Linked DNA regions of Mus musculus: regions 1, 2, 3, 5 and 6 are each linked to region 4. The links are chromatin loops, found by intact Hi-C in ENCODE. Cell type or tissue: heart. All regions are shown on one strand. Region 1 overlaps Gm33103 (a long non-coding RNA gene). Region 2 holds the start of Gm32997 (a long non-coding RNA gene). Region 3 has its middle 22 kb from the start of Gm33103. Region 4 holds the start of Lpl (lipoprotein lipase). Region 5 holds the start of Slc18a1 (solute carrier family 18 (vesicular monoamine), member 1). Region 6 overlaps Gm33103 (a long non-coding RNA gene).

Region 1 (5,000 bases), 100 kb before region 4:
AACTGGACACCATATTAACAGCATACTCCCTTCCCAGCACTAGCCATTTGCTAGACAGCATAAACCACTGGCACCAGCATGCTTGCCAACACCATGTAGTGGTGTGTTCCATTAATCTTAGCACTCTCTGAGGCTGAGGCCAGCCTGGTCTGCATAGAGAGTTCTAGGTCAGCTAGGGTTCCATAGTAGATTCCTGTAAGTTTATGTGAGGAAATAAGAATTTTGGAATTTGAATTATTCTGTGTCCTGGTTGTGTGTCTATGGTCATCATGGATCCAGCTGAACTGGGTTTTATTTGTTATTGGGTTTTTAACTTCCTTTGTGCAGAGCCTGTATTCCTATGTTGAAGTGTAAATAAAAATTAGATGCTTCATGAATTTGTAGGTAAGTGTGTAGTGTCTCATCTACTCACAAATAGAACTGACTGTAATGTCTGCGGTAACTGCAGTATAAAAATCATAAACATAATATAGACAGTCAAGGCTTCCCACAGTTCAGTTAAGAATCTGAAATCTGTTGCCAATTCCATGGGCTTTAGCACAGGATGTTGCCTAGGAAAAAGCAATGTGTGGAGACATCCATTGTTCTTGTCACGTAGCTGAAGCTGAATGGGAAATTTCGATGTATTGAGGCTGATCTTCCCATGCCTCTATTAGAAGGGCCAGTGGGAGATGTGGCAAAGGAGACAGTCTCTCCCATTTCTCAACCTACAACCGATGCAAATTGGGTTAGGCAATTAGTTGGAAAAAAAATCAACAACAACAAAAAAACCAAGTAGGGGGGCAAGCCAGAAGGAAAACCAGCAACCTCAGGATAACTATGCTAAAGGCTTTTTATTATTTCCCTTGGATTTTTGTTCATGTGTTTCATAGACACTTCCACCACTTGATTCTGTGTGCTAAACTCTGAAAAGTGTTCTTTCTGGGTCAGTAGCCTTAATCTCCACGAGGCTGTTAGAACTGCAGAAAGTAAACTACACTTGACCTGGACTTCAGTTAAAGTAAGCTGCCCCTGACTTGGTCCTCAGTTAAATTAAGCTGCACCCCATGTGGTCCTCAGTTAAAGTAAGCTGCACCCCACCTGGACTTCAATTATTATCTGTGCTTCAATCGGAGCCCAAGGTAAGACAGTTGTGCTCCAAGACCTATTAACTTCAGGAGACTTGAAGTAAAAATGAAGACTCAGTTTTCATCTTCTGCTGTTTTTCTTATTTGGTAATTGATTAATTGATTACATCTCACTGAGTTTTGGGAAAGGTAGAATGGCTTACTTATAACACTACACACAAGTGTCTGTCCATTTAGATTGCTGACTATAACTTCCCAAGCCGCCTTCTGTTTGCTGCTCAGGAGAGGATGACAAAGGGTTACATCTGCCTGTCAGTCAATGGTGCTGCGATCAGTCAATGTAAAGTCAAGATGTCCAATTATGCTGCTATCAAAGGAATTAAGAATTTCTCTGCCACAATGAATAACTCAGAAGGCATGACCTCTTTCCATCCAGTCAGCAAGTATTTAGCAAGGAAATACTAAGTTCTGTGTCTGTGTGAGTGGGCAAAAATGTCTTCCAGTATTGAGAGCCTCAGAAACTAATTGATATTCAAATAAGTATGACATTATATGGTCACCAGTTGCTTAAATCTCCTTCAGTAGGGGACTATCAAATGAGAGTATAGTCACAAAAAAGAACACATTGAGTAGTTAAATAATAAGGAAAGGGAATTAGAAAGTTTTCTATATACTGATATGGAAGTTCTAACAGTAAAGGGGGGGGAAGCAAATTATAGAACAATGGGCAATGGACATAGGGTGCAGCCATTTGAAGTTAAGGGGGGCAGATAGGGGAGACTATATTTTGCACTGTGCAGATGTCCTCTGCTCTATTCTCCAAGGTTCTGGCAGGCCACAAAGAAACTAGTAATGGGTAGTGAGGCTTTGTGAGGCTTTGGAGTGAGGACAATAGATGTCTTTTAATGCGATGTCCTGTATGGGCTTTGTTTTCTAAACAGCTCTAATGGACCACTTAGCTAAGACATAATAGATAACAAAACAACTACACTGAACAAACAGACACACCAGGAAGGTCCTGTACATTAAAGAAGACTGCGGAATTGCAGGCCTCGAGTGTGCTGAGGCCCTTAGCAGGAGTAACTGTACTCAGCATCAGTACAGTTTGCAGTCTTCCCAGGAACTCCTCGATTCCTCTCCAGGGACCACGGCTTCCTTAGTACTTTTTTTTTTTAAACAGTTTTCATGTTTTAAAGCTTAGTCTTAGTTATACAAAATAATAGAGTTCATTCTGTTTTTATAAATGAATATCATGTAGTTTAATCATATTCACACCCCACCCCAGCTCCCTTAATTCTTAAAACAGCATATAAACCAGTCATGGTGGCACATGTCTCACTTTCCGGCACTCTGGAGGTTGAATGGGGATGATTGCCATGAATTCCAGGGTAGCCTGTGCTACACAGTAAGTTCCAAGTCACCGGAGACTATATAGCAAAGACTATTTCTCAAGACAACAAAACAAACAGCAAAATACAGAACCATGAAGCAAGCTTTATAATTCTTATTCAATAGTTGAGAAATGGGCCCTTTGGGGGATCGGCAATCCCCAGTTCTCCTACACTGAACACAGAGCTGTAGTGTCCTGGCTCCCGACTTCTGTCTACCGAGCACTTGGCCTCTGCTGATGACAAGAGCAGCTATGTTCTACAGGTTCCAATTGTATTGTGGAGGGCACAGCCCATCCTGATTCTCTGTGCTGATAATACAGATGTTTGTGCCGACCCTGCTCAGAATCAAGACGCCTGCTGTCGCCTTCCTGTGCAGGAACACAGAGCTACTTTCCTGAACACAACAGGACTGTGATAAGATAAACGCCTAGATTTCCCCAACCAAAACTTCTAGCAAAGAGCACCTATGACAATAAACTGAGCCAACCACACCACACTTCTTGCGCGCGCTCAACTGGCCAGGAAGAACGACGCTGCAACAGGATCCTTCTGCACACGTTTATTCAGTCCTGTTTCTTCTTGTTTATATCTCCCTTGTTTATATCTCCCTTGAATAATCATCCTCCCTCTGACCCGGGCCTCTCACTCTTATGTACTCTCAGTTCCCATCCACGCACAGCAGGCCACGCCACCTCACCAGGCACGCAGCTTCAGCTAATCAGGGCAGCAGGGGCATATCTCCATCAAAATGGATTCACCAGTATCCTGGTGCACCTGTGCAGCTCTCAAGATGTTTGTGGTTTATATGAGGAAGTCAGGTGCAAGTCATACAACTTAGCTGCAGTCCCTGGCGCCTTTGGGACTGCCGCCACACCCGCTCCTCACATACACTTGGAGAGCTGCATAATTTCTGCCAGTCAGAGAAGTTGTGAAATTTGAGTGATGGATGAGGCTGGATAGGGCACAGGGCAGGTGATGTCCAATAACTATAGGAAAAATCTTTACTGACTGCCATTGGGCCTCAGAGTTGCTCAGTCACCTTATGTCATGGATAATAATAGGAAGCTCCAAAGGCCTGTATGCTTGGCACTGTTTTAGGTCATTTTGTCATTAAGAATTCATTCAATTTTCATATCAAACTTACAAAGTAGATACTAACTCTAAAGTTCCTCTTTACAAATGTATAAAGTGGGACCCAGAGAGTCTGAGCAGCTTACACATGTAGCTTACACAGGGTAGAAAAGACTATTAGAAGCTGGTCAGACTGGTTTTGTGTTTTGATCCTGGACTTTCTGCATCAAGGTGTAGAGAACATCCTTGTCAGCCTGCACAGAGAGGATGTCTGGGGCATAGCAGGAAGGAAGGAGGAAGGGAGGGAGGGAGGAGGGGTGGGGAAAGGCCACTTTACATACATATTCTCAAGGTTTGTGGTTCAGCTTCCCATTAGGCTCCTACTCACCTTCAGACCAACAGCTTTGATGCCGGCAACTTGATCTTGTCACTTTAGCCAGAGTTTTACCAGCTGACTCCACTGTTCATTGTCCCCTGCCTTCTGTATTCCCTCTTGTCATTTGAGGGGAAAACATCCTTATGAAGGAAATGAAGCCCTGGGTTCTTGGAAGACTAGTACTTACAAACAAGTGTGAATTTTCATGCCTTGGTCATTCCCCTTGAGCATCACTGAGTATCCTGATGTGGGTTACATTGTTCCCGTTGAAGAGATGAGAAAATGGAGTCTCCCCTGGGTTAGGTCTTTTGCTCAGTTCATGTAAGCTGGGATGAACCCTGGAGCTAGGGCTGTTTGACTCTAAAGCCTGGTTTATTGTTTCTCTGAGTGTCCTCCGAATCCAATAGATAATTTCATATGGTGGGAGTATTCAAACTCTAACAAAATGGTATCCACTGAATTACAAAAATAAGCTCTACATCATCAGATAAAAAGAGGAGCCCATCTTCCAGTCATTCTCCTATTCCCAAGGGTCAGAGTCTGGCTTTGACAAGAACTGGTGATATAACCAGGTCCTTACATAAATACTGACCCAGAAGCAAGCCATGTGAGAGTAATTTAGCATTGTTCTAGGCCAAGAGAATAAAACTCAAAAGAATAACATGACTCCCAGTGGAAAATAGAATTCTTTTAAAAAAATTTTTAATTTTATTTAACACATATATTTTTATACCAATCATAAAAATGATGGACATGTTATTAAATGAACATAAATAGATAAAGTCTTTTTATTTTATTTCTTTTGTTTTTAGTAGAGCTTAACATCATGGCTCTTATTGTGGTACAAATCCAAAATAAGAACACTTTTTAGATATTGGAGTTCACTGTAATAAGACTACTTCAATGTCCCTCACATCACCAAAGGATTTTACATCCATAGTACCTAAGCTAAGAGTTGACAGTTCTGCTGTGCCAAGGAATGAATTGTAGGCACAATTATTTGGGTACAGATTTCTTGCTATGGTCAAAGTTATTTGACTTGAGTGATTGTCGTCATTCTTGGCCCACAGGGAACAGGTTACATTCATTTAAGAA
Region 2 (5,000 bases), 73 kb before region 4:
AGTTCCGTTTCTGGCTAATTATTCTTGCTAACTTGGGTGTGCCAGCCCAAAGCTCATCAAAACTGCACTGGTGTCCTGAACACCCAGTGTAGTTGCTGGCTGGCTAATAAAGACTTCCTATTGGCTTGAACCCGTGTCCATGTAGTCTTCTTCTTGATACCTCCCAATACCAGCAACATAAAAGTTCAGCAAGGGGTTGCTATATGAGGAAAGTGAGGGGCCAGCAAGAGGAAGGCTGGAGTAGACCACAGAGGGGGAAGAGAGTGAAAAGAAACATAAATGCATATGTGTATGAAAATTCCATAATGAAATCCATTACCTTGTGTGCTATCTTAAAAAACCTAAAATTTAAAGGTAATAAAGAATATCTACAAAACTGTATTACATTCTAATAAAACAGAAAGGATATAAAACTGGAAGGGGGACTTAGGTGTTCTTTTGGGGAGTGGAAGGGAATGGTTGATGTTGGATAGGTGTGATCAAGATGCAATGCTTACAAGGATGAAACTGCTAAAGAATTAATACAAGATAGTCTATTAAACTACTAGATCCAAGATCTGGGTGTAACAACACCAGCATTAATCCCAGCTGGCAGGAGACACAGGTAGATGGGTCTCGATGAGTTTGAAGTGAGTCTGGTCTACCTAGTGAGTTCCAAGACAGTTTGAGCTACTTAATGAGACCCCATCTCAAACAAACTAATAAACAAACTAACCCCCATTCCATCCAAACACATCCAAAGACAATTTCAGGTTAGTTTTCCCCGCTACTTAACAAACTTTCCCAAATAAACCTAATGAAAACCAAAATAGGAGACTATTTTATTAACATAGAATTCATTTTAAATAACATCTGCTGTAGATTGTTTTGGGGTTAGGTTGGGATTCCCACATATAAACATAAAAAGTCTTTCATGGGCCCTAACCGGCTTTGGAAAAGTGGCCTTATTCCTTTAAACAGAGCACAGGTCCATTTTCTACCTCAGCCATGGTGTCTTAGGTCAGAAGCTTTCTGTCCATGCCACTACAGAGTCATATCCGAGTGATGCTGGGATACTCAGTGCTCTTCTGAGGAGTCAGTCTCGTATCTAGGACTGGAGAGATCCATCATATGCAGATGAAGAATTTGCTGCTCTCTGGTGGCTGATGGACATGCAAAGGCCCCGTGGTGAGAAGAAAATGTGCCTTTGAGCCCAGTAAGCCTTTTCCCCCTTGCAGCTCCTTGCAGAGTTCCTTTCATCCACATGTTGAAATCATCCCTGATGGGAAGGAAAGTACATGATTTAATTGTGCTATTCTGCTGCGGGATGTGGTTCCAACCAGATGGGCAAAGAACTACATTTAGATTAGCGCTTTGAAAAGTAGAGAACAGTACAAATGACCCTGTGAGGAACAGGGCAAAGCCACCAGGGAGATCAAGAAGAAATGACAAGCTCACCTCACTTGATAATGTTTTCTTGTTCTCCCCTAATGCACATCTGGATGAGGGTCAAAGGACAGGTTCTGAGTGAACGAGCCAGAATACTTTCCTGAATTTGGATTCTGGGAAGTTAGACATGAGAGCTCCGTTGTTGTATCTGGAAAAGAAGTTCTCCTTAAAGACAAATCCAATTCCCAGAAGCAAGTCTGCTTTGGGCCACGGTTGACAACAGTAAGTAACCTCTCTGGGAGGTGCAAATCAACTGTCTCTCTTGCCTCTCTTTGAGAAACTAGAGCTGTGTTCTGGCTCACTTTTCCTAAGGACGTGGGCCCCCAATGTCCTTTTTCTTTATTTGAGTTCATGGTAGACTTTGGTCTCAAGTTTTCATTCCACTAATCTCTTTGTTGTAGAGCAAACACACACACACACACACACACACACACACACACACACACACACACACACACACACACACTAAAGGCAGGTTTATTGAAAAGCTGCTCTTGGGTGGACAAGTTCACTGGCCCCAATGCCAAGGCCAGTGAAGTCACCATGGGGAAGCGGTGGAGGGGAGGGGAGGGATAGAAAAAGAAAGAAAGAAAGGGGCACTTGCAGAGAGAGGAGAGAGAGAGAGATTTTAAGTACCTCAAAGCTTCTTTGTTTCTAGGCATAGAATAATTTGTTCAGTTGAGAAATAACAAGCCCCACAGCAACTGGAAATGTGTATTTTCCCCAAGGCATTTTTACCTCCTACCCTGTATCCTAGCCTGAGCTGTTGGCAGAAGGGAGGAGGTCCATCATGTCCTCAACTGTCCTACGAGGCTGCAGAAGTCTAACCCACACCCATACCTGGGAAATCTTTTCTGGTGCTCTGAAGCAAGGATGGTCTAGGACACTAGGACACTGAGATAAAAAGAATCACGCCAAGGGACAGGGAAATAGGCAACAATCCCTTTAGAAAATGAATGGTAAATTGAAATTTCTGCCACTAAGTATTTTGACAGGGAAAACACCAAGAAGTCGGTCTACTTTGCTTCCCCTTCTTTTCCTCTTTTTAAAAATAATACAGTAGTGTCTCCCGTTTATCCAGTGTGGGTCAAAATTTACCGCTAGACATTTCTGGAGAATTTTCTAGAAGTCCATTCTAAATGCACCTAGAAAAATTTCCCTGGGCTAAACTGCGGTGACTTCGCGTGTTCAGCTTGTCTGCTACCCGAAATCTGTCCCTGCTGCCTCTGTGGTGCCTCATCCCTGCCAGATTTGTGAGCAGCCCAACCCATCCGGGTGGCTCCCACAGTGACCTGAAGTAACCTCACAGGCTCTCTGTGTGTTTGGATAACACAGAGATAAGATAAAGGAGAGGACATGAAGCAACACCCCCGAAAAACATGGTCTAGTGACCTAGTTAGTATTCAAGCACTGACCAAGACCGACAGTGTGGAGCACTTTACCAACATTTTTTTTCTTACCGCAAGTCCCTTCTGCCCTAATAACTCCTTGCTGCAGACTCAGCAGAGACAAACCACAGCTGGCCGTCAGTATTTTCTGCTGCAATGCTGTTCATGTAATCAAAAGCAACTGCTGCAGACTTCCTTTTCCCAGATAAAGCAGTGCCAAAAACTGACATCCTTTTCTCCGGAATCCGTTCCCCAGCTCTATTCTTTCCCAGTGCAGGCATCTTATTTGTGGCTCGAAAAAGCAGTGGTGTCTGTTGGTTGGATACATTTTAATTGGATAACTTTTAAACCAATTTTTATTTTTATTTGAGAAAAAATTCACACAAGTACTTAAGAATTAAAAGGTACACCAGGGGATACAGTGAGAAGATGAGCTATGTTCTCTGTCTTGGCATTTGGTTTAGGCTTTGCCCCACAGTTACCTGGCAACAGCCAGGTGTGCCTGACTCACTATAAAAGAGGCTGCTTGCCCCGTCCAGTCCACGCTCCCCCCCACTCGCTCCGCTCCTACTCTCTTCTCTTGCCCTCCCCCCCCCCGCACTCCCCCACTATCCTGGGGCTGGTCCCTCAAGGGTAAGGGATGCCTCAGCATGGCCCCGCAGAGGCACCGCCTTCCTCCACACCATACCGCGCCTCCACAAAACATATTCCTTGTCTCTTTGGTTTTATAAAACATAACTCTGTCTCTGTCCTTTAGTTATCAGGTACCCTGACTTAGAAGCGCTTACTTCCAGTCTCAGGTCTCTATAATCTGAGAATTCTAGTAGGAATGGCCAGTGCATTTTAAAATATGTACAGTCCTTTGAGCTCCTACAGACAGATGAGTTTATTGTCTTTCTGCATCTGTTCTGTTTCACATAACACAGTAATCTCCAGGTTCATTCATGTTGCCACTCATGACAGGACTGCCTTCTTTTTATTACTGACTAGCATTTTCCTGGACTCATAAACACGCATGCATGTTAGTCACATTCATTTTTCCTGCTTCTCTATTGATGGACACTAAAGTTGATTCTATCTCATGACTATTGTGGACAGTGTAGGCATCTCCTAAACACACTGCTTTTTATCTCCTTTGGATATATGCCAGATAGACAAATTGCTGAGTCATGTGATTATAAATTGCTTTAGTGAATGGGTGGACTAATTTATATTCCCATCAAGGGTGTGTGTGGAAGCATTTCCTTTTTCCCAGCTACTTATTCATACTTAGTGTCTGTGTGGTGTGGTGTGATGTGGTGTGTCTCTGTCTGTGTGTGGTATGATGCGGTGTGGTGTGGTGTAGTGTGTCTGTGTGTATGCAGGCATGTGTGTGTCATAGTGTGAATGTAGAGGTTAGAGGGTAACTTTTAGGAAACTGTTCCCACCTTCCACCTTGTGGGTCCTGGGGACAGAATTCAGCCTGTCAGTGTTGGTGGCACATAACTTTATGTGCTGAGCCATCTCAATGGCATAGTTTTTTTTTTTTTTTTTTTTTTTTTATGTAACAGCTGTTGTAACAGTTGTTGAGATGTCACTTCACCACATTTGAATCTACATTTTCTGGACTTTTTTTTGGATCACAGAAATGGAAAGTAGAGTAGATTTTTCTGTGGCTGAGTTGGTTAGTGAGAGTTGGAGAGGCTCCGCTAAAGGGTACAAGATTTCAGTGAGGCAGGAAGAACAAGTTTAAGCGAGCTATTGTGTAACATGGTGGCAGATCAATGTATTGTATAAAATCTTAGGATATTGGAAATATTTTACAAAAATTGTAAGTATGTGAGGTATTTCATTTGTAAGTTAGCTAGAGCTAGTCTTTCCATAGTGTATGCATACTTTATATATCATGTTGTACATTGTAAATACATACAGCTTTGTCAATATGGTACATACACATACACACACATGTAGGCGTTGATTTCTTTTCAAAATCTACATTTAGTAAGGGTCTTGAATGGTTTAACCTCCCTTCTAGCCCACCACCCACCAGAGGTAGTGGAAAAGAAAGGTTATTAGGATATGGGGAAGTGGAACAGCTTAGAAATAGTTCTTTGGAGCAAATCCAATCTGCGTTGTAGAATATACAGCAGCAGTCCACTTCAGCAACGTCAGGAGAGCAAACACAAATCAGCAGTGGTGGCAGAA
Region 3 (5,000 bases), 140 kb before region 4:
CACTGCCTCAAAAACCAAAAACAATAAGAAAAAAAAAACAAAAACAATAAACTGGAAACCTAGTATATATGCGAAGGACCTGGGTTGGGGAGACAAAATAAAATAAAAATAAAAAACAAGATAAAATTAAAAAAAAAAAAAGAAGAAGAAGAAGAGGAAAAGCCCTAATCAGGACATTACGAGACAAGAAGCCTCCAAAGATGCTTCTGAGTTGTTTTGTGTCGGCCGTCTACTGCTGGCCATGGGGCCTACCCTTAAGAGAGGTTTGTTTCCCCAGTGAGACTCCCTCCGAGGAAACAAATTTTATTTTTATTTGCAAAGTGGTTATCAATTAGAGACAGCTGCTGGGTTCCAGTGGGGCTTGTATCCACTTCTCTTCTCAGCTGGATGAAAGAGCTGGTACACGGTGGCTGTGGCTTTAGTCTCTGTGAGTTCATGTGTGAAGGTCCTGTTGATTTAGAGGGCCTTGTTTTCTTGGTGTCCTCCATCCTTTCTGGCTCTTACACTCTTTCTGCTTCCTACTCTGAGAGTTTACTGAGCCCCAAGGGGAGGATGTGATAGAGACAATCTCTTGGGGCTGAGCATTCCAAGGTTACTCACTCTCATACTGTCTGGCTATGGGTCTTTGTCCTGTCTCGTTCTCTATCTGTTGCAGGAGGAAGCTTCCCTGATGATAACTGAGCAGGGCACAAATCTATCAATATAGCAGAATGTCATTAGGAGTCATTTCATTGCTGCATTTTTCCCCTTAATAATAATATTTGGTTTTACCCTAGGTCTCTAAGCAATCTAGTCTCTGGTTGTTGCATCCAAGCAGTGTTGGGTATAGTTTCCATGTCATGGTGTAGGTCTTAAGTCAAATCTTATATTGGTTGGTTACTCCCATAAGCCTTGTGCCACCATTGCCCTACTTACGTTGCAGGCAAGACACTACTGTAGATCAAAGGTTTGTGGTCGGCATGATGTTCATGTTTCCCTTCTGGTGTTCCAAAGATGCTAGAATGTAGGAGTGAAGGCTCTTTGCAGGCACTGCCTCTACTTCTCCATAGTCAATGGGTTGTGTAGGTATTGTCTTCAGCAATAGGGCCTTCCCTTCAGTTTTGTGGAGAGCAACCTATAGTTTCAGCAACGACTTGGGTTGTTTGAGGGGTTCCCATGAAACTCCTTGGCCTACAACTCAATAAGATGTAACCCAATCCTAATATTGGAAGATTCATGTGGTGATAAGAGATAACCAGTTCAGACTCTGTCTCCCCATAACTTGGTGATCTTATCTATCCCTTCATATATGCATATATTTTAGGTAGTTTCTATTGTGTTAGTTTTCCATATTACCACTCAAATGCCCCTTTATTTAGCTGCCTCTCATTCTGTTCCCTCCCTCATCTTCCTCTTCTCACTTCTTCTCTTTATTCTCCCATTCTGGCTCCCCCATCCACCCATAACTATATATTCTATTTCCTTTCCCTTACCCTATATCTATCTGTTGCTCTTCAGAGTATAGCTTGGTGATCACTGACTTAACAGCTGATACCCACATATAAACAAATACATACCATATTAGTCTTTCTGGGTCTAGGTTACCTCACTCTGGATAATTTATTCTATTCCATCAATTTATCTACAAAAGTTGTCTTTTTTTTAAACAGCTAAGTAATACTCTAGTGTGTAAACGTACCACAGTTTCTTTATCCATTCTTGTTGAGGGACATCTAGCTTTTTTCCCTCCAGTTTCTGGCTACTATCAATAGAGTAACAACGAACTACTGAACATGGTTGAGCAAGTGTCTGTATGGTACATGCCAACGATAGGGCTGGATGTTGAGGTAGATCTATCTATCCCCATCTTTCTGAGGAACTCCACACTGATTTCCACAGGGAGTGTACACATTTTCACCCCCACCAGCAATGGATAAGTGTTCTCCTCCACATCCTTGCCAGCATGAGCTGTCACCCCCCCCCCCCCCAGTCAGGGTTTCTCTGTGTAGCCCTGGCTGTCCTGGAACTCACTCTGTAGACCAGGCTGGCCTCCAACTCAGAGATCCGCCTGCCTCTGCCTCCCAAGTGCTTGGATTAAAGGCGTGTGCCACCACGCCCGGCGAGCTGTCACTTCTTTTATTGGTCTTAGCCATTCTGACAGGTGTATCTTGAAATCTCAGAATAGTTTTGATTTGCATTTCCTGGTGGCTAAGGAATGTTGAACATTTCTTTAAGAGTTTGTCAGGCTTTTTGAATTTCCTCTTGAGAATTTTCTGTTTAGATCTGTGCCCCATTTTAAAATTGGTTTGTTTTCTTGGTACCTAGTTTGGTTTTTGTATACTAATCCTCTATCAGATATCTGGTTGGTAACAGAATCTTTTCCCATTTTACCGGCTGACACTTTGTCTGAATGACGATGTCCTTTGCAGTGCAGAAACTTCTTAGGTTCCCAAGTATTCCTTGTTTATCTGTTGTTTATCTTAGTTTCTGTGCTGGCGGTCTTCTGTTCAAAGAGAGATTTTTCTTATGCTAATGAGCTCGAGCTCTTTCCACTTCCTCTTCTGTCAGGTCCAGTGTATCTGGTTTTATGTTGAGGTTTTTGATTCATTTGAAGTTGAGTTTTGTCCATAGGCTTGTAGATTTATGTCTGGGTCTTCAATTTGATTCCATGGGTCAGCATGTCTGTTTTTGTATCCACATCATGCTATTTTTATTACTATAGCTTTGTAGTACAACCTGAAACTGGGGATAGTAAAATCCCCATCGGTTCTTTTGTTATTCAGGGTTGTTTTAGTTACACTAGGGTTCAGGGGTTCGGGATTATTTTTCTGTTGTATCAGGCAGGTCTGGAACTCAGCGTTGGAAGGAGGCTGGGCTGACATTCTTGGGCAGTCTTTGTTCATCCTGTGTAAATCCACCAGGTGGCGCCCTCACCACACGGTTGAGTGTACTTGGCAACTGCTTTCTCAATTTCAGGGATTTTTTTTTTTTTTTTTTAAGTTTTAGGGATTTTTAGCTCCTCTCTTCACACCTCCCACCTCACCAACGCTGTGAAACTGTTACTTGACAAAAGGCCTGCGGGAAATTTATGAAGTGGCCTTGTTTTGATCACTCATCTGGCACCTTCCAGGTTAGAGCATACAAGCCGCCACAGGCGCTGTGGTTTGCTTGCTGTAAGTTCTAGCTTCTCAGGGCCAAGCCAGTGTTTCCCAGATCCTATCATTTAAGTTCAGTGGATGACTCCCTAATCTATGTATGCTATTGTGTTCTCTGCCTTGGCCTTCGCCCATCTCTCTCCTTCAGTTTACACTCACTAACTCACTAATTCATTCATTTCCATCGTCATCGTTATGACATGTGAAGCTCTTATAGTGTTATCATGCTGGAAAAACAAGACCGGAGCTGAGGGCATAACCCTGTGTACTAAAAATATTTAGCAATGTGGCCTGGGGCTTCTTCCCTGCCTTAGATCATTTATGTCCCTGGATGAAAGACACACACAGCCTTTATATTTTTAAATAGCCTTAGTCAGCACAGTAGCTGGGCAGCAACCCCACCCTCCATGCTGTTAGAATCTACCTTCCTATCGATAACCCAAGTTATTACTTAATATGTTTATCTGGGCTGCCCTTAGCTCCAATTGGCTAGCCACATACTTGTGGCTCAGTTTTTCCACGGCTCTCCTCCCTCCTTCACGTTCTCCTTTTTCCATGACGGCTTCTGAAACCTCATCCCCACCTATGTCTCCTCTACCCATTGGCTGTTGGCATCTTTATTTACTAATCACAGTTAACTGGGGCCAGGGTCACAGGGGCTACACATGCATGCTCCAGGTTTTGGGGTCTTGCACTTAGCATTGCAATAGACATTAAACGACAAAACCTCAACAGCCCTGTCAATAAAAGTGCTTGTGAACATAATATAGTTACTTGTCTGCTGCTGCTATCAAGTGTGACAAGAGCAGAGCAAAGGAGGATGGGTTTACTTTGTCTCAGTTTGAGGGGACAGGCCATCGTGGTGGGCAAGTCATGGTGGCAGGAGCTTGAGGCAGCTTGTGTATCACATCTGCTGTCAGAAAACAGAGAGGAACGCTGACACTCAGCTAGCTTCCTGCTTTGTATGCAGCCTGGGGTTACAGGCTGTGGAGTGGTGCCGGGGCCCTGTAGGGTGGGTCTTCCCATTTCAATTAACCTAATCTAGAAACTCTCTCACTGACGTGTCTAGAGGCTTGTCTCCTCAGCAAGTCAGGATTCTGTTGACTTGATACTTGATTAAGTATCTTGATAATCTAGAGATAGTTTAAAGAGTACAGGAGGATACAGTTTATACGGGGTTATTATTGTATGTAAGAAATTAAGCACCAGGGGATGTTCCAGGTTCTAGGAGGAGCCCTGGAACCACCTTCCCTGGATGACTTAAATGTTTTACTTTCGTCTTAATGTAGCAGTGTTTGTACTTCTATTGTATTTTTGGTGTTCTAAAATAATGAGCCTAGAGCTCACTATTCAATAGCTTAGATAAAATTCACTATGTAGTCCAGGCTGAACTTGAATTCACAGCAATTCTCCTGCCTCAGCTTCCTTAGTGTCGGGATTATAGGCACGAGCCACCACACCTGACTTTGTGCTTTTATAAAGTTCTTTCTCTGTGTGATCAGGAAGACGAGCTAGGTGTTATTCCCCCCCCCCCATGATGTTTTTATTGACTCTCTGGGAGTTTCACAGCATGCATTCCAATCACAATCTCTTCTCAGTTTTTCCATGTCTGACCCTATTGTGATTTTCCTCTCAAAAGAAGTAAAAAATAAAAATAAGAAGAAAAAGGAAGGAAGGAAGGAAGGAAGGAAGGAAAGAAGGAAAGAACACCAAGCCTACCTTGTGCTATCCATACACTCACTGAAGCATGGTCAGACTCTCCGTGACCTGCCCTTTAGATAAAACTGAGTCCGTCCTATCCCACACCTCAGCTAGAAGCCATCAATTGTATGGAACTACTGTTCAGCATCTCTGTCATACTTTTAA
Region 4 (5,000 bases):
GAAATGTCACTCTCTTGTGTGGTCACCTTTACCCTAGAATTGGGTAAGTTAGTGGCCCTGCTGACTTTGAAATGGCCATGGGTAGTCTCTGAAATTATTCAGGCTGACTTTGTATGTTTCCATGAGAAAAAAAAAATCCAGTTTAATGTGGAGATCCATATCCAGGGCTCAGGTTGGATGCCATACATCCAGCATGTGTACTGGGCTCACTGCTGGATGAGGAGAGACAGGAATTCATTCACCATCACATAGATTGGCACATGGAAAATTTCATTTTAGTTTTAATGTATTTGTGTGTGTGTGTGAGTGAAGTTTTCATATTAAAATGGTGCTGTTTAATGAGTTAGGCAGTAGTTTCAATTTTACATTAGCTATGGACTCACAGATCTTTCTGCTGCTTAGTCTATGCAGGGGGAATTTTTCATATTGCTAGTTAGTGTTTGCCTTTAAGAATGTGTCAGTATCCTAAAGATTTCCCAACCTCTGTGGTCCCTGCAGCACCGACTGATAAGAGCACGTAGAGACAGGGAAGAAGATGAACCCCAGGCATGCTTCCATAAGTAGATTTCATCATCACCCAGGTGCACTCCGGGTTGACTACTGGAGGGTCAGGTGAGCTTGACTAATCTGAGGTGACTGTTGCTAAGGAAACTCGGAAATGTATCTGTGACTCTGCATTCATCCAACTGTGCTGCCTTTTGCTATTTTCTTAGGAATATTAAGTCCACATTGGAAAAAGAAGGGGAGAAGACAAGAGAGGGGAAAGAAGGAAGAGCAGGAGAGGACTGAGGAAGTGAGGAAGATGAGAAAGAATGAAGGAGAGAGGCAAAGGTCTATCCTTCAAATGCTTCCATCCTGAATTTGACCCACTACAGTAATACCACCCTAACAACTGCGACCACCCAGACACACCCTCATTACACACTGGGGTGATGTGTTTAGGTAGGCAAATTAGAAGATAATATGTTCCTTTTGCTGTGTAATCTTTATTCCTATGTTTCCAAAAAGACAGCTTGAATATAGTGTATAACAAAGAAAAATTTATCCTGATATGGGTAATAGTCACAGGGATGAAATCAGGCTTAGTCAGATCACCATAGAGAGGGTGGGGTTAGATAGAGGGGACTGTAGTGCTGTCAGAAAAGTAGCAGCACGGAAGTGACACTAAAGACAGATGAATGCCATCAGAGGAGGGGCACCAAGTGTCTGAAGACTCAGAAGAACTCAGTCACCATCACAATACGGTTTCCTCAGATGAGCCACACACACAACACAGTGCAGCCTTGGTGATGATAATGTGGAAACAGGCTATGGTCAGAGGAAAAGGGGACAAGACCCCCTGAAATGTTTTCATCGACTTGACTGGACAATCTGACAGAACAGAAACAGTCAGTCAGTCAAGGAGTATAAAGTCTCCTCTACAGCGCAGCAGGAAAGGGAGGCTGTGCTAAAAATACAGTCTGTCAAAGGCACTGAACGTCTTTCCACTGCGACTCTTCCCCCACTTGTCTCCCCACACCTTTCAATGCCGCTATTAATCAGTCACTCCCTTGTCATCTCCCAGTTATTTAACTCAGATATTAACCTCAAGTGAGCACTGTGGCTGAAGGAACGGGACTTGGCAGAGCAGGACCCTCTATGCTCTCTTTTAGCTCTCTGCTTTCCTGCCTGGGACCAGGAGAGGCTGCAGGGGCTCCAGGAAGAAGCACAGGGCAATGCCTCTCAAACTCGCACACTATTCGTGGAAAAAAAAAAAAATAAAGAGTGAACACGGAAACTGGGAGCCCAGAGGGGAGCTGGGATCGCTCCAAGCTGTGCCTTTCTCACCCACATTTTTACCCCTAGGCAAACTCATTTGTGGGACAAAGGGCTAGGCCTGCTGTGGTTAAAGAAGCTCACTGTAAAGGGCTACCCTGAGAGGACAGAAAGATGATAAGAGGAAGTCATTTCACATCTGATTAGGAATAATATTCACCAAATACATTTTATTGATAGGAAAATCAGGTGATGGCTAAAATCCAAAATTATTATGTAGTTACTTAGGTGTCCCTTTAAATCAAGTATAAGGGAGGAGCCCCAGGGCACTGTGAGTCTTGCCAACTTTCCTAATGTTAGAGCTCATGCAGCTAACCCCAGAAGGGTGACACTAAGTAACTGAGAAGCTGGGTCCAGAGCTTCTAAAGGAACCTTTAGCAAAACCTAAAAATGTAGGCGACCTTTTCTATGGGAGTTTACGGTAAAAGTCGTGTTCTACTATGGTATACTTTCTGAAATGTGAATCGAAAGTTTGCTCCTATTTTCTTAACCAGAGTTGCAAACCTGCCACCGGAGAGGCAGAATCTCCAGTATCCTCAAAACACCCAGGATTCGTTTCTTTCGTGCAGTTCTGCCATGATGGATTCTCTTTCCTTTGATAACAAGACATTTACAACTATACGCAGAAATAAAGGCAAGCTTTTAGCTGCAGTCATAGACTCCACTAAGACTGGAATTAGGCTGCGGATGTGCCACCTTAGAGCACCTCCAGGGGACACCACCCTCGTGGCGATTCCACCAGCAGCAACACAAGGAAACCCCAGCCTTCTTTTACGACTGAGTTCAGTCACATTTTGAGTCTGTGTTCTGTTAGCTCAATCAAGGTTCAAGTTACAAGGCTTCTCAATTGTGGGCAGGTCTCGACTTCAAGGCCATAAAGCAACTTGCTACTGACCCTAGTCTTCTCTAGGCAGAGAGCAGGCAGAGCCGTGGAGGTGGCCGCTTTTTTTTTTTTTTTCACCTAGTGTTGAAAGCGATCTCCCTTAGGCTCTAGAGAATCCCATGTGCTCTCAGCTAGCTGAGCGCCTCCCTTAGGGCGAGCCTCTCCTGGGACAGCAAGGAAAGGACACAGAGCTGAACTGGCAACCTCCAAGCCACAGGCTCCAGTCGGCTGGTGGCTGAACCTCGTTTTCTGGAGGGTAGGTTCATTTCTGGGCTTTCTTGAGTACTGAGCTAAGCCGAGCACAGGAACGCTTGCAGGACGCCAGCTTCCAGGACTCTGCGCCACGCGTTCCCGGGCGCCACCGCGCACTCCCACTTTCACTGTAGCTCACAACCCCCCGCCGAGAGCGACAGCGCCCTGTACAGTTGGAATGCACACAACGCGTCCTCCCACCTGCACCCTCGATTCACTCTTCCCGCTTCTAGAGGGGTCTGACCCGCAGTCCCAGCAAAGTTAGGGTCACTTTGGCCCGCGTGCCTTGCATTCAGCACCCCTATTCCCTATAGGGAGGTCACCACCGGTCACTACAGCTTTGCTCGGCCTCTGCGTCTCCCCATCCTAGGCTCCACACCCCACGCCCCAGCCGTTCCCTGCGATGGCAGTCGGCGGGAGAGAGCAGGAGACCGAGTGGGAACTCAGGAGAAAGGAAAAAAAAGCGGGAACCCAGAGTCGCCGTAGCGTGATGGGAGGCAGAGTCTCTCCCTTCTCCTCCTGGATTCCATTCCAGCCACCCTTCCCGGGAATTTACTGCGCCTGGGAGTCCCAGTGCATGCACGTACTTCCAACTTTCTCCCTCCCATCTTCAGATGGAGAAAAAGTGGTCCTGTCCGGGTCTGCAGGTGGGGGTAGGGGGAGTTGGCGCGAAAAACGTACCGTCTGCTGCGGCCACCCCTCCTCGGAAGGCGGTCAAACTCTGGAGCCAAACTCCCAGGACCACCAGGAGCAGGGCTTTGCTCTCCATCTCCCGGTGCACCCTTCTGCTTTGCTGCTGGAACTACGCGGCGTGGGGCAGTCAGGAGCGGGTTGAGCAGGAGGCGCAAGAGGACTGGAGCGCGGTGGAGCGCCGTAGGGCAAGTCAACCTTTAAAGGGGAGGGCAGAACAGTTACAAGGGGCAGAATTCCTCGGAGGAGGAGTAGGAGGAGAAATCGAGAGTCTGACACTGTTTCCACTGCACAGCTGTTTAAGTGACTGGAAATATGCAAATAAGACTCATCACCTATTGGCTATAAAATCATAAGTTGGGGGGAGGACTCTAAATGCACTTCCAAATATTTGAGCAAACGGTAACGAGGCTCAACGGTGCCAGCGAGAAGAAGGGGAAAGGGCAGGAAGGAAAGCTTGCTTGTTGTTTAGACTCCAGTTTGCCTACCGGGAGGAATCTGGTCCCTAGGGACCCCTATAGAGGCAGAGAGGAGGGGTTTACACTGATTTATGTTGAGTAGTCTACGATCCGTTTTCTAAGGGGAAGAAGTTTTGCTCTTAAACAGCGTGTACCTAACACTTTCACACTCACACACATACAACCTTTTGATAAATCTTTGTTAAACTTGAGAGATCCTTTCAAACGCACACCCTCCCCCACCCACCCACAGGTCCCCACGCGCCAAAGGGACCTTAGGACACATATTGCTCAGCGCATGGTGCCTGCACGGTCTGCTTTGTATCTTGGCAATATGGGTCTCCTTCTGTAGTAGAAGAAAAGACCCACTTGCTTTAACTAGTTTCTAATTTTTGCCTTATGTAAATTGTACTCGATCCTTTAATTCAGCAAGAAACTCAAGAATAACATCTATTTTCAGAGGCAGAAAGTCATGGTCAAACATTTTAAGCTATCCTGGATTTTCAGTGGGAGAGGCCATGCCAAATGACCATTCCAAACCTACAAAGACAGTCCATAGATTAGTGATGTTCCAGGGCGAGGGGATATGGGGTGCTAGGAGTGTGGGGGCAGGGTGAGGAGCATGATAGAAATATTCCAAATTCCATTATGCTTATCATTGTTCAGCTATGTTGATGCGTTGATATTAAATTGTACTTTGCAAGGGTGAATACTGAGCTTTTGCAAAGTGGACTAGCACATGTTTGTAGAAAAGCAAGAAAAATAAAAGCACATCATATACTGTGCTCATCTGCAAGTATCTTTTTAAATGAAAAGGGTGCTGATTAGCTAGAAAAAAAAACCAATAAACATTAAATTCCCCACCTTAATGCTGAGAAACCACCTCAAAAAATTAGTTCTCT
Region 5 (5,000 bases), 210 kb before region 4:
TGCTCCAGATTAGTTACTAATTTCCAGCCTGAATATTTTACTTTCCGTTTCTTTTTAACAGCCTGAGTAATTTCTTATATTATGTACATATAATATCTAGAATTTTTAATAATCCTGAAGTTGTTTTAAAACAGGATCTGATTTTCACAGGGCAACTGCCAAAATTACTCCAAAGAGTGTGTATCAATTAATTATAATTATTTTGATAGTATCATCAAACTTTAATAATAAAAAATTGAGTTAATATTTAAATTTGACTAAAAATGTGGCAAAAATAGTAAAAGATGATATTTAAATGCAGTATACCAACTCCCTTTTAAAAACCCTATCCATATTAAAAAAAAAATACACGCTTAACTATTAGGACAAATTGAATTCCAAGTTATAGGATTTACAGAGCACTTCCTAAGTCAGACACTGTGAACTTGGGGATACAAAGATGCAACTTTTAGAGACAGCTTAGTCAGCAGAATCCTCCTATGAACAAACTCTTCAAATATTGGCCAAGCACATGGATATGGTGGAGAAACACTACTCATCCCTGAAGGGCTTAAGACCTTCGCCATGGAGTAGTCGACACTCCCTGAATTGGCTCTGAATGACTTGTTATATGGAAAGAGACTACTATAACCTTGTAACATTTTTCCCTTAGAAGCCACACCAGTGTCTATGTGCTCTGCTCAGAGCAAAGCATACATATCAAATGCAATTCTAGAGATTCTGTAATTCTCAGGTATAAATCTGTCAGTTTTCCCGACGTTTCCTTGGGCTCACATGAACCCCTAACAGGCATTCTCTAATTTTAACAATTATTCTAAAAAAATGCTTAAAAGGCACACCTCAGCAATCCACTCTCCAATGTGTGTGTGTGTGTGTTTTTTTTTTCCCTTCCCCTCGCTGCAGTGTTATCACATGACCCACTGACAGCTCAGGACAGGATTAGTCAGGCTGGAGGGCGCCTAGCTAAAACCCTTCAGCTGAAACGCTTTTAACCAATGAGCCACCCACAGAGCCAAGCTGCCAATTAACCTGTGCAAATGGAACCTTATTTTCAGGAAAACAACAGATACTTAAAAAAGAGGAAAAAAAAAAGTCTTCTTTCAAAGCTCTCTGCCTGGCTTTAAGGGAGCCGTGAAGAGGTTTGATTCTATACAACCGAAAGCTTCAGCCAACAAGAGCCATTTGGGAATGACTGGCTTGTCTAAACATGGCTTATTGAGGTCTTTTATGATCACTACACTTAAGCCTATGAACATAACAGTGGAAAGCAACCTTCCATTTAACTGCGTTTGGTTAGCTGGTCAGTAAACGAATAAACAACAGAAGACCAAGCAAAGGATTAAGAAACTCGATTTTTGGTTCCTCTTTTCCCAATAATTAGATGTCTGAAGCCAGGCATGGCTTCTCCTTTCCAGAACCTTAGGCGTCTCGCCTGTAAAACGAGAGGGTGGGACTGCACGACTAGGGTATTTTTCAGCTCTAAGGTTCTCCGGTATCTAGGTGTCCTCCAGTGAAGCGGTTCCCTACAGAATAAGCCACATCTCCCTCTAGCCGCGGGGCCTGCCCACATCAGCGATGACATTACACCTTCTGCACGGTCCACCTGCCCAGAGGTCCACGGGGCAAAGGGGGACGGAGTAGGCGTTCCCTCGACCCGAAGACATTTAAATGAGGCCAGGAGCAGATGAAGACAGTGACAAGAAGTGGCCCTCAGAGACAGACCAGTGTCTGACAATACCCAGAGAACTCGGAGCGGGTAGGGCAATCATCAGGAGCCCACTTAGCCCATGGGAAGGTTCCAGTCGGTGCTCTCACGCTCGGCCCACCGAAGTCACGGAAAAGCTCACGCAAAGCTGGAGAGGTGCTTGTGAACTGAGCGATGGGGGAAATGAATCCCATTCCCTCCCCGCTGGCTGAACAGGTGAGAGCACAAGCCAAGGGCTTGGTGGACACGCTCACTTTCCCGTACTCACTGAGACGAGGCTGGGATAGGTAGTTCCGGCTCACCGCCAGCGCCTGCTCCCGAGCTCCGGCCATCGGCCCACCGGTGGGCACGGGCAGTTCGGGTGCGGCCCCGTTCACGATTCCCCGCATCGCTCGCAACGCCATCTTGTCTCCTCCGTCCCGACTGGCCCCGCAGCAGCGCGGCGCAGGCGCACATATAGCAGGGAGGCCCGTGCGGCCGGCCCCACCCATGCGCGCTTCGAAGCTGCGGCAGAGGCCCCGCCCTCTCGGCGGCGCCCCGCCCCCAGACTCGTGACTGGAGCTCTGCGGGGGCGGTGCAGGGTGCGCGCGCATGCTAGGCGCATAGGGAGCTGACCAGAGTGCTGGGAGCGCGGATCTGAGGCTGGGAGCGGGAAAAGAGAAGCGAAAGGGGCCAGAGGGCAAAATTGACACAAGAGAGAGGATTCACGAGAAAAAGAAAGATTCATTGGAATGTAGGGAAGGAAGAGATAGGAAAACGTGCATAAGAAAATACAGACAACTGAGGTTCATAATCAAGCTGTGGAAAACACCTTGGAAAGCAGAAGATAGAAAACCTAGTCCCATGATTGGTAACTTTGTGTCGAAATTTATTTCAGTTTATCCTACTACCAAGTTCTTTTTTTTTCGTGGATCTTTTCGAACAGACTTGGCTTTCTTGCATATCCGAAGAGTATATGGTGTGGAAGACCACCTTAGGAACAGATTGGAAAACCAGTTAAGAGGTTAGAACGCACAAAGGGTTCTAGTTTCTTTTCTTTGGCTGTGATAAAATTAGCTAGCGGTTGGCTTGGTGTGATGGCGCAAGCCTTTAAACGCAGCACTCAGGAGGCAGAGGCAGGAAGGTCTGAGTTCCAGGGCAGCCAGAGCTACATAGTGAAACTATGTTTCAAAACAAAAAAAACAAAAAGAAAAACCAGCCTGTGAGAAACGAACAACACAGTAAATTGATTGTTGTTCTCTTTACAATATAAGAACAGAAGAGGAAAACAAGAACTTTGCTATGACGGAGCAACATACTGAAAAACTTCTTTGTGTTAGTTCCCCATAGATTTGTTGATAAATACACAAGAGGATGTCTAGACTGGCCTTCGGTAAGGTTTATAACTTATCAGTTTGGGAAGCATGGATCTTTGCCTCATTCACAAAATTACTATGTTGTTGTTTTGTTTTTAAAGATTTATTTATTTGTATGTATGTGAGCACACTGTTACTGTCTTTAGACACACCAGAAGAGGACTTCGGATCCCATCATGATGGTTGTGAGCCACATGTGGGTTCTGGGATTTGAACTCAGGAAGATCAGCCAGTGCTCTTAACCGCTGAGCCACCTCTCCAGCCCAATTACTATGTTGTTATAAAATTCCCTTTGGGCTATATATGTGAGGTATGTATGGAATATAAATGAGTTTTATCTATAGACTTACAGCCTATATACAAGACATATTATGTAAATATTTCACAATTAAAAAAAAAAGAAATTTGAGAGGCTGGAGAAATGGCTCAGTGGTTAAGAGCACTGACTGCTCTTCCAGAGGTCCTGAGTTCAGTTCCCAGCAACCACATGGTGGCTCACTGATGATAAGTTATAAACCTTACTGAAAGCCAGTCTAATGGGGTCAGATGCACTCTTCTGGTGTGTCTGAAGACAGCTACAGTGTACTCATATACATAAAATAAATAAATCTTTTAAAAATCTTTTTAAAAAAAGGCAAAATAAGAAATTTGAGATCTAAAGCATTCCTGCTCCCAAGCATTTCAACTAAAAGTCAGTCAGCTGATGTTACAAATGAAGTAAATGTAGCCAGGTTACCTAAGTCTACTTTGAGTGCATCTCAGGTCCCTATGTAACAATCCTTCAATCCTCGATAAAATTGCTGGAAGTATTAAAAGAGGTAATTGAATGTAAACAGAGAGTTCTATATAGTTCTTTTTTAAAAAGTGAATCCTCTAAAGATTTATTTATTTATTTTAATTATATGAGCATACGGTCACTGTCTTCAGACATATCAGAAGAGGGCATCAGATCCCATTACAGATGGATGTGAGCCACCATCCACCATGTGGTTGCTGGGAACCTTTGAAAGAGCAGTCAGTGCCTTTTTTTTTTTTTTTTTTTTTTTAGATTTATTTATTATTAAACACAAGTACACTGTAGCTGACTTCAGGTGCACCAGAAGAGGGCGTCAGATCTCATTACGGGTTGTTGTGAGCCACCATGTGGTTGCTGGGATTTGAACTCAAGACCTTCGGAAGAGCAGTCAGTGCTCTTACCCACTGAGCCATCTCTCCAGCCCAGTCATGTAGTTCTTTTAAACTTTTTATGGTTTGGAATTTTTTTGCATGTGTATAATACATTTTGATCAAATCTACTCCCCAATTCTCTTTCCTCCAATTCTTACTCCATCTCCTGCCATTCTATGCCTCCCAAGTTCATGTCCTTTTTAAGTCTACCGAGTCAACTTTGTGCTGCTTGTATGTGCCTGGGTATAGGACCATCTGCACAGGTGACTTCTTTTACTTCCTTTACACCTCAGGACTGCGAGGGTAGCTGGCCCAGGCATAGAGAATGTGGCCTGAGCAGGAAACTTGGAGTCAGCAAGCCTGGCTTCAGTGTCTGTTTGAGTACACAATGTGACCTTGGGACAGCCATTAGTTCCTTCTGTCTCTCACTTGCCATCTGTGAACGGGAAATAGTTTATGTAATATAGCTTTTAAGAATGTAGTTAGTTAGTTTTTTTGAAACACTTTTTTGTAGACCCAGCTTGCCTCAACTTTCCTCTGGAGCTATAGAGGGAGCTTGGCCTTGAACTCTTGATCCACCTGTCTCCAATGCCCAAAGCTGGTATTATGAGCATGGTCCTCTAGGCCTGCTCTTCTTAAGGATTTAAAATGAAGAAAAAGGCTAGTAGCACCAGAAACTCTGGTACAAATGTGAAATTGTATTTCATTGCAAATATTTATTGAGGAAGAAAAATTAAGGAAGGGAAGGCAGGAAGAGCTCATGCCAGTGACTA
Region 6 (5,000 bases), 96 kb before region 4:
TATATGAGAGGGAATCTCTCTGATGCTTTATCTCCCCTGCACAACCACAGCTAGCCTGTCTGACTCCACTCTTTCCAGATGTGTTTTCTTTCACTGGTAGGTCAGCAACACAAATATCTGACTTTGCTTCTCCTGATAGTCTTTCCTGGGCAACAGCTAATGTGCACATACTAAGATGTTAATAAAATACCTTGCAGTCTCCAAAGAAAATGGAGCAAAAGTCAAGTGGGTTGATAGCAAAGTGCTGACCAGATATTTTGCTAAGTGCGGCCATTTCACCTGAATTGCAAAAGGAGGTGGGTTTGTGTCTTCGCAGATCTTCTCTTACATGCTTCTGACACTTCCCAAGTGCCTACTCACTTCCTGGATGTTATTCTTTTATTAGAATAAAAACAAACAAACAAACAAACAAACACATATATTCCTAACATTGGTAGAGGAAGGGATATAAGCATAACTGCAAATAAATTAAGGTAAAAAGATAATAGGATGTATGACTAGGGAGGTTAGGAAGTGGGCAGCTTTAAACAGCATGTGTTACAACAAGTTTCACTGAGTTTCTGACTTTGAATAAAATAGAGGAGGAAAGGGAGACAGGTAAGTTGACTGACTACAGGAGAGCAGTAAGCAGAGGGAAGCATATTGGCTAAAGCATAGGACTGGGCAGGGAGTAGAACTCTTCTGGCAGGAATGAAGGTTTTCTCCGGAGATGCTTGTATCCTCCCCTTGAGTATCAGAGTTTTGAGATCATGGAACCCAAGAAATTGAAGTCTCCCTAGGAATCACATGCTGGGAGAAGGTAAAGATTGAACCCTGCTTCCAGCCAGAAGGAAATGTTGACCCTTGGAAAGAGATGTCACAAAGTTCTAACAACTTGTCAGACTACAAGCAGGAGAGACTGGAGCTGAGACAGTGGTGCGCAGAACCACAACTGGAGACTCAGTTTTGCATACATCTTGCCTTCTTTTTAAACCTAAACCTTCTATTATCAGGATCCTTGTATATATATATATATATATATATATATATATATATATATATATATATATATATTTTTTTTTTTTTTTGAGACAGGGTTTCTCTGTGTAGCCCTGGCTGTCCTGGAACTCACTCTGTAGACCAAGCTGGCATCGAACTCAGAAATCTGCCTGCCTCTGCCTCTCGAGTGCTGGGATTAAAGGCATGTGCCACCACCGCCCGGCTAGGATCCTTGTTTTTATCAGCCAAGTAAACCTCCTCTGTGTGAGCACAGCACATTTTATTTATCCATTCTTTGGTTGAGAGATATCCAGGTTGTGTGTGATGGATTTAAAAGGTATGCTGGACCACTTTGCCCCTCTTCCCAATGTGGCTGCATTGGATAAATACCCCTTTTCTGCTTCCCACTATTCTTTGTTTCTTTAAATTGACCTACTGAAAATGGATGCCTGAACCTGGCTTATTAGACTACCAGCACCCAGTCTCTGGCTCTAAGAATCCTAGTAATGGAATAAAGTGCTGCAGAAAGAGTGAGGGGCCACTGTGGCTAGACTAGACCTGAGAGAAGGAAGAGGGAGGAGGAGGTAAGTGAGGTGGGGAAAGAAGGTGCTTTTGTCGCTGTGGAGAACATGCAGGGCTTGGGATGCTGCCCCATCATAACAGCAGCATCACACATCACTTCTGACATGTGCAGGAATCAGTATTGCCCATGGTGTCCAATCATGCCCTGGACCTAATGCATCCTATCCTGTGAGACAGGGAATTTTACTCTTTACTATATTCTAAGGTATTTTACGTGGTTTTGAAGTGCAGAGCTGAGGCAGGCAAACTGTCTCAGCTGGTAAAGGCATTTGTAGCTCCATCCTGACAACCTGAGTATTATCCCTGAAGCCCGTATAAAGGTGGAAAGAGAGAACTGACTCCCACACATGCATTGTGGCATATTCATGCCCATGCAAACACATATCATCCAGTAATAAAAAAAAGTAAATAATGAATAAAACAAAGAAACTACTAAAAGAGAAAAATGCTAACCTTATTCTTAGCAATTACCTCATGTCTCAGTGTATTTTATTTTATTATCACTAAACATCACAGACTGGGTAACTTATAAAAGACACAGGTTTGTTTAACTGACAGTTATGGAGGCTGGGAAATATAAGAGTACTGTGGGCTGGTATTCTAATGTGGAGGAAGGAATTAGGCAGTGCTAATACAGGACTTCTACTGTAATATGGAACTCACTCTTTTTTAACAGGTACCCTATAGATGGGAGATGGATGATATAGTTTCAGAAACATGAGCTAAAAGGAAGACAAGTTTGAACCAGCACATCTTCCATCCTTTTGTACAAGATTCTATCATTTAACAATTTTATTTTACTATCTAAAGGAGTATTGGTTATACACATCTCAGCTCAACTGGGCATCATTTATACAGTGTGTTGTGTGAATAGTTCCTCCTGGCATTCAGCAAGGTCAAGGTACTTTCATTATTACCATTTTCCTTATTTGTTTCTAGCTCCTCTTTTGACCTGTGACCTCAATGGCAAAATTCCATCTTCCAGTTTTGACTTTTGGCATCCCCTACATAAAATATAACTTGCCTGGGAGTCATGTTACTGTCCATGATGCCTCCAGGGTCACACTCTGTGTAGCTTCAAGGAAGTCGGTTCATAGACTCAGGCAGTGAACACTGGTCTTTGATTCTTATGCTTATACCAAATCCTCCAAAACTGTGGGCTGCAAAGTATTTCTGTATGATGTCTTTTAGGGTCTTCAGTAGTGTTTCAACAGATCACTGATCGTGGGGCAGTATGATAAATAGAGTCTTCGGGATGGTTGTCTATTAAACAACAGATCTGCTAAACTAATAAACTCAGTTATAGATAAAGCACATTTCCTCTTACATAATCTTTCCTTGTGCTAGTCAGACTATAGTAGGGAGGAAAACAGCTGCTTTCTCAGGGAGCATTGTGTCCCCTGTACTTACTGCAAATTACGGAAGGGTGACCACAATCATGGGCTTTCCCAGGCACTACCTCCCAGCTCCTGAGTTTTCTAACGCTAGTGAAGAAATTGACTTGCTAGCAAGGTGAGAGCAAGCAGGCAAAGAGCAGAAAGCTTACTCCTTCTATGTCCTTAGACATAGGCTTTCATGTCCTTATGTAGGCTTTCAGTAGAATGTGTTGCACAGATTAAAGGTGTGTCCTCCTTCCTCAAGATCCAGATTAAAGGCAGGTATCTTCCTGCCTCCTAAGTCCAGACTAGAAATGGATCTACCCACTTCAAACCAAGGAAAAAAATCTCTCACTGGTGTGCTCTTCATTTCTAGATTGTAGTGAGGTTGACAATCAAGAATAGCTATAACAGTCACCAACAATTTTGCTGGTCTCAGCAACTGCTAACAGATTTGTTCATTTTATTTCATTTGTAACTTACTTATTTTTTATTTTGTATGTAGTTCTACCAGCTCTCAAGAGTGTATTGACTACTTGAATCCATTATTATGTATTGTTCATTATGTTAGATCTCTAATTATCTAATTATCAGTGGAAACTCTGGAAGGCACCCAGAAATGTGCTTTGCTAATCACTGAGGCATTTATCAACCCAATCAAACAGATGATCTTCCTTTTGAGTTATGGGGCCACTGAAAAACCATGGACCAAATAAAGAACTTCTTCATAAATAGAGGTTTGTCACCAATAGAATACCACAGACCAGACAAATGTTTAATATATACTGTTAATGTATACATTAAATTATACATTAATGTATAATGTTAATGTAATGAAGAACACTTGAATGGGAACCAGAGGGTAAAAGTTCTAAACTCTGACAAGACAGAAAAAAAATCACTTTAGTAGGTTTGCATTGTCTCAATATAATGTACAGACATTTTAGCTTATTCCTAAGATCCTGGCAACATGATAGCCTAACGCTGGCAATTTCATCGGAGTCTTAGGACTACTCAGTATCAATTTTAGACAACGACTCAGCACAGCATATTGCTTGTACTTCCATACTTGCTCAAGGTGCTGGTTAATTTCCCATTGTTTTTTGCAACCATTTGGGATTGTTGGAAATTTCTAATTCATCACATCTTGATTATGAAGTATACTAATCTCTAGTTTACTATTTTAATCACATTTTGAAACTAACCCTAATTATTCAGGTTCATCAAGTCTTCAAACTGTAAACAAATGAATGTTCATGATTAAAACCATCCCTTCGTAGCTGGACAGTTTCAGGAGTTCAGAGGGATTAGAGCTATTGAAGTCTAAGTTTCTCAGACTATGAGGTCTCCAAGGTTACTTGGCCTAAAATGGTTTGTATTTTTAGAAACTGGCATGGAATCCTTGTTGGGAAACATGTGAGAAGCTTCCTGCCGCAGTATTTGGCTGGACTCAAGAGTCTGGTGTCTGTTTTGTGTTTGGTGACAAGGTGAACAAGTGTGTGGGAATATAGGGTCTGACTCACTCTTGCTCATTTTGGATTCAGAACCAAAACAATACTCTCTTAAGGGCTTTCTTTTTTGGGGGGAGGGGGATGAACTTTTTTTTTTATTAATTAGGTATTTTCTTCATTTAGATTTCCAATGCTACCCCATAAGTCCCCCAAACCCTCTTCCCCCCCTCCCCCCTCCCACTCCCACTTCTTGGCCCTGGCATTCCCCTGTACTGAGGCATATAAAGTTTGCAAGACCAATGGGCCTCTCTTTCCACTGATGGCCGACTAGGCCATTTTCTGCTACATATGCAGCTAGAGACACGAGCTCCAGGGGGTACTGGTTAGTTCATATTGTTGTTCCACCTATAGGGTTGCAGACCCCTTTAGCTCCTTGGGTACTTTCTCTAGCTCCTCCATTGGGGACCCTGTGATCCATCCAATAGCTGACTGTGAGCCTTCACTTATGTTGTTTGCTAGGCCCCGGCATAACCTCGCAAGAGACAGCTATATCAGGGTCCTTTCAGCAACATCTTGCTAGTGTGTGCAATGGTGTCAGCGTTTGGGGGCTGAT

Evidence for each region. Hi-C counts contacts between places; a loop is a spot of excess contacts. Peaks named below come from ENCODE experiments on the same cell type or tissue, not always from the same donor. Only the 100,000 strongest peaks of a DNase experiment are listed, where the experiment ranks them.
Region 1: it touches region 4 in a loop (4-fold over the local background); 4 of 42 quality-filtered maps call a loop at or near these places.
Region 2: it touches region 4 in a loop (4-fold over the local background); 5 of 42 quality-filtered maps call a loop at or near these places.
Region 3: a loop joins it to region 4, with 5 times the contacts of the local background. A loop is called at or near these places in 22 of 42 quality-filtered maps.
Region 5: a loop joins it to region 4, with 2.2 times the contacts of the local background. A loop is called at or near these places in 3 of 42 quality-filtered maps.
Region 6: it touches region 4 in a loop (4-fold over the local background); 4 of 42 quality-filtered maps call a loop at or near these places.

The regions. Positions count from the first base shown.
Region 1 is chr8:68,981,688-68,986,687 of GRCm38, reverse strand. All of the region lies in intron 2 of Gm33103 (a long non-coding RNA gene), which reads left to right. Among named protein-coding and RNA genes, the nearest start is that of Gm33052, 9.2 kb to the left of the region's middle. In heart, no CTCF peak of the experiment used is centred here; DNase peaks (open chromatin) are centred at 2,817 and 3,307.
Region 2 is chr8:68,951,981-68,956,980 of GRCm38, reverse strand. It overlaps Gm32997 (a long non-coding RNA gene), which reads right to left and starts at 2,978. Exons shown (of 3, transcript XR_379062.3): 1 at 2,889-2,978; 2 at 1,438-1,576; 3 at 798-1,258. In heart, a CTCF peak has its summit at 1,165 (motif pointing left); DNase peaks (open chromatin) are centred at 2,710 and 2,840; H3K4me3 peaks cover 687 bases; H3K27ac peaks cover 942 bases.
Region 3 is chr8:69,021,497-69,026,496 of GRCm38, reverse strand. No RefSeq gene overlaps it. Among named protein-coding and RNA genes, the nearest start is that of Gm33103, 22 kb to the right of the region's middle. In heart, a CTCF peak has its summit at 2,892 (motif pointing right); a DNase peak (open chromatin) is centred at 2,986.
Region 4 is chr8:68,879,472-68,884,471 of GRCm38, reverse strand. It overlaps Lpl (lipoprotein lipase), which reads right to left and starts at 3,917. Exons shown (of 10, transcript NM_008509.2): 1 at 3,632-3,917. The coding sequence starts at 3,719. In heart, a CTCF peak has its summit at 2,536; DNase peaks (open chromatin) are centred at 1,621, 2,571, 3,201, 3,921 and 1 weaker place; H3K4me3 peaks cover 3,515 bases; H3K27ac peaks cover 3,785 bases.
Region 5 is chr8:69,085,902-69,090,901 of GRCm38, reverse strand. Slc18a1 (solute carrier family 18 (vesicular monoamine), member 1) reads left to right here and starts at 1,680. Exons shown (of 17, transcript NM_153054.2): 1 at 1,680-1,921. Atp6v1b2 (ATPase, H+ transporting, lysosomal V1 subunit B2) reads right to left here and starts at 2,166. Exons shown (of 14, transcript NM_007509.3): 1 at 1,974-2,166. The coding sequence starts at 2,109. In heart, no CTCF peak of the experiment used is centred here; a DNase peak (open chromatin) is centred at 2,211; H3K4me3 peaks cover 1,933 bases; H3K27ac peaks cover 1,297 bases.
Region 6 is chr8:68,975,328-68,980,327 of GRCm38, reverse strand. All of the region lies in intron 2 of Gm33103 (a long non-coding RNA gene), which reads left to right. Among named protein-coding and RNA genes, the nearest start is that of Gm33052, 16 kb to the left of the region's middle. In heart, no CTCF peak of the experiment used is centred here; DNase peaks (open chromatin) are centred at 2,957 and 4,357; H3K27ac peaks cover 328 bases.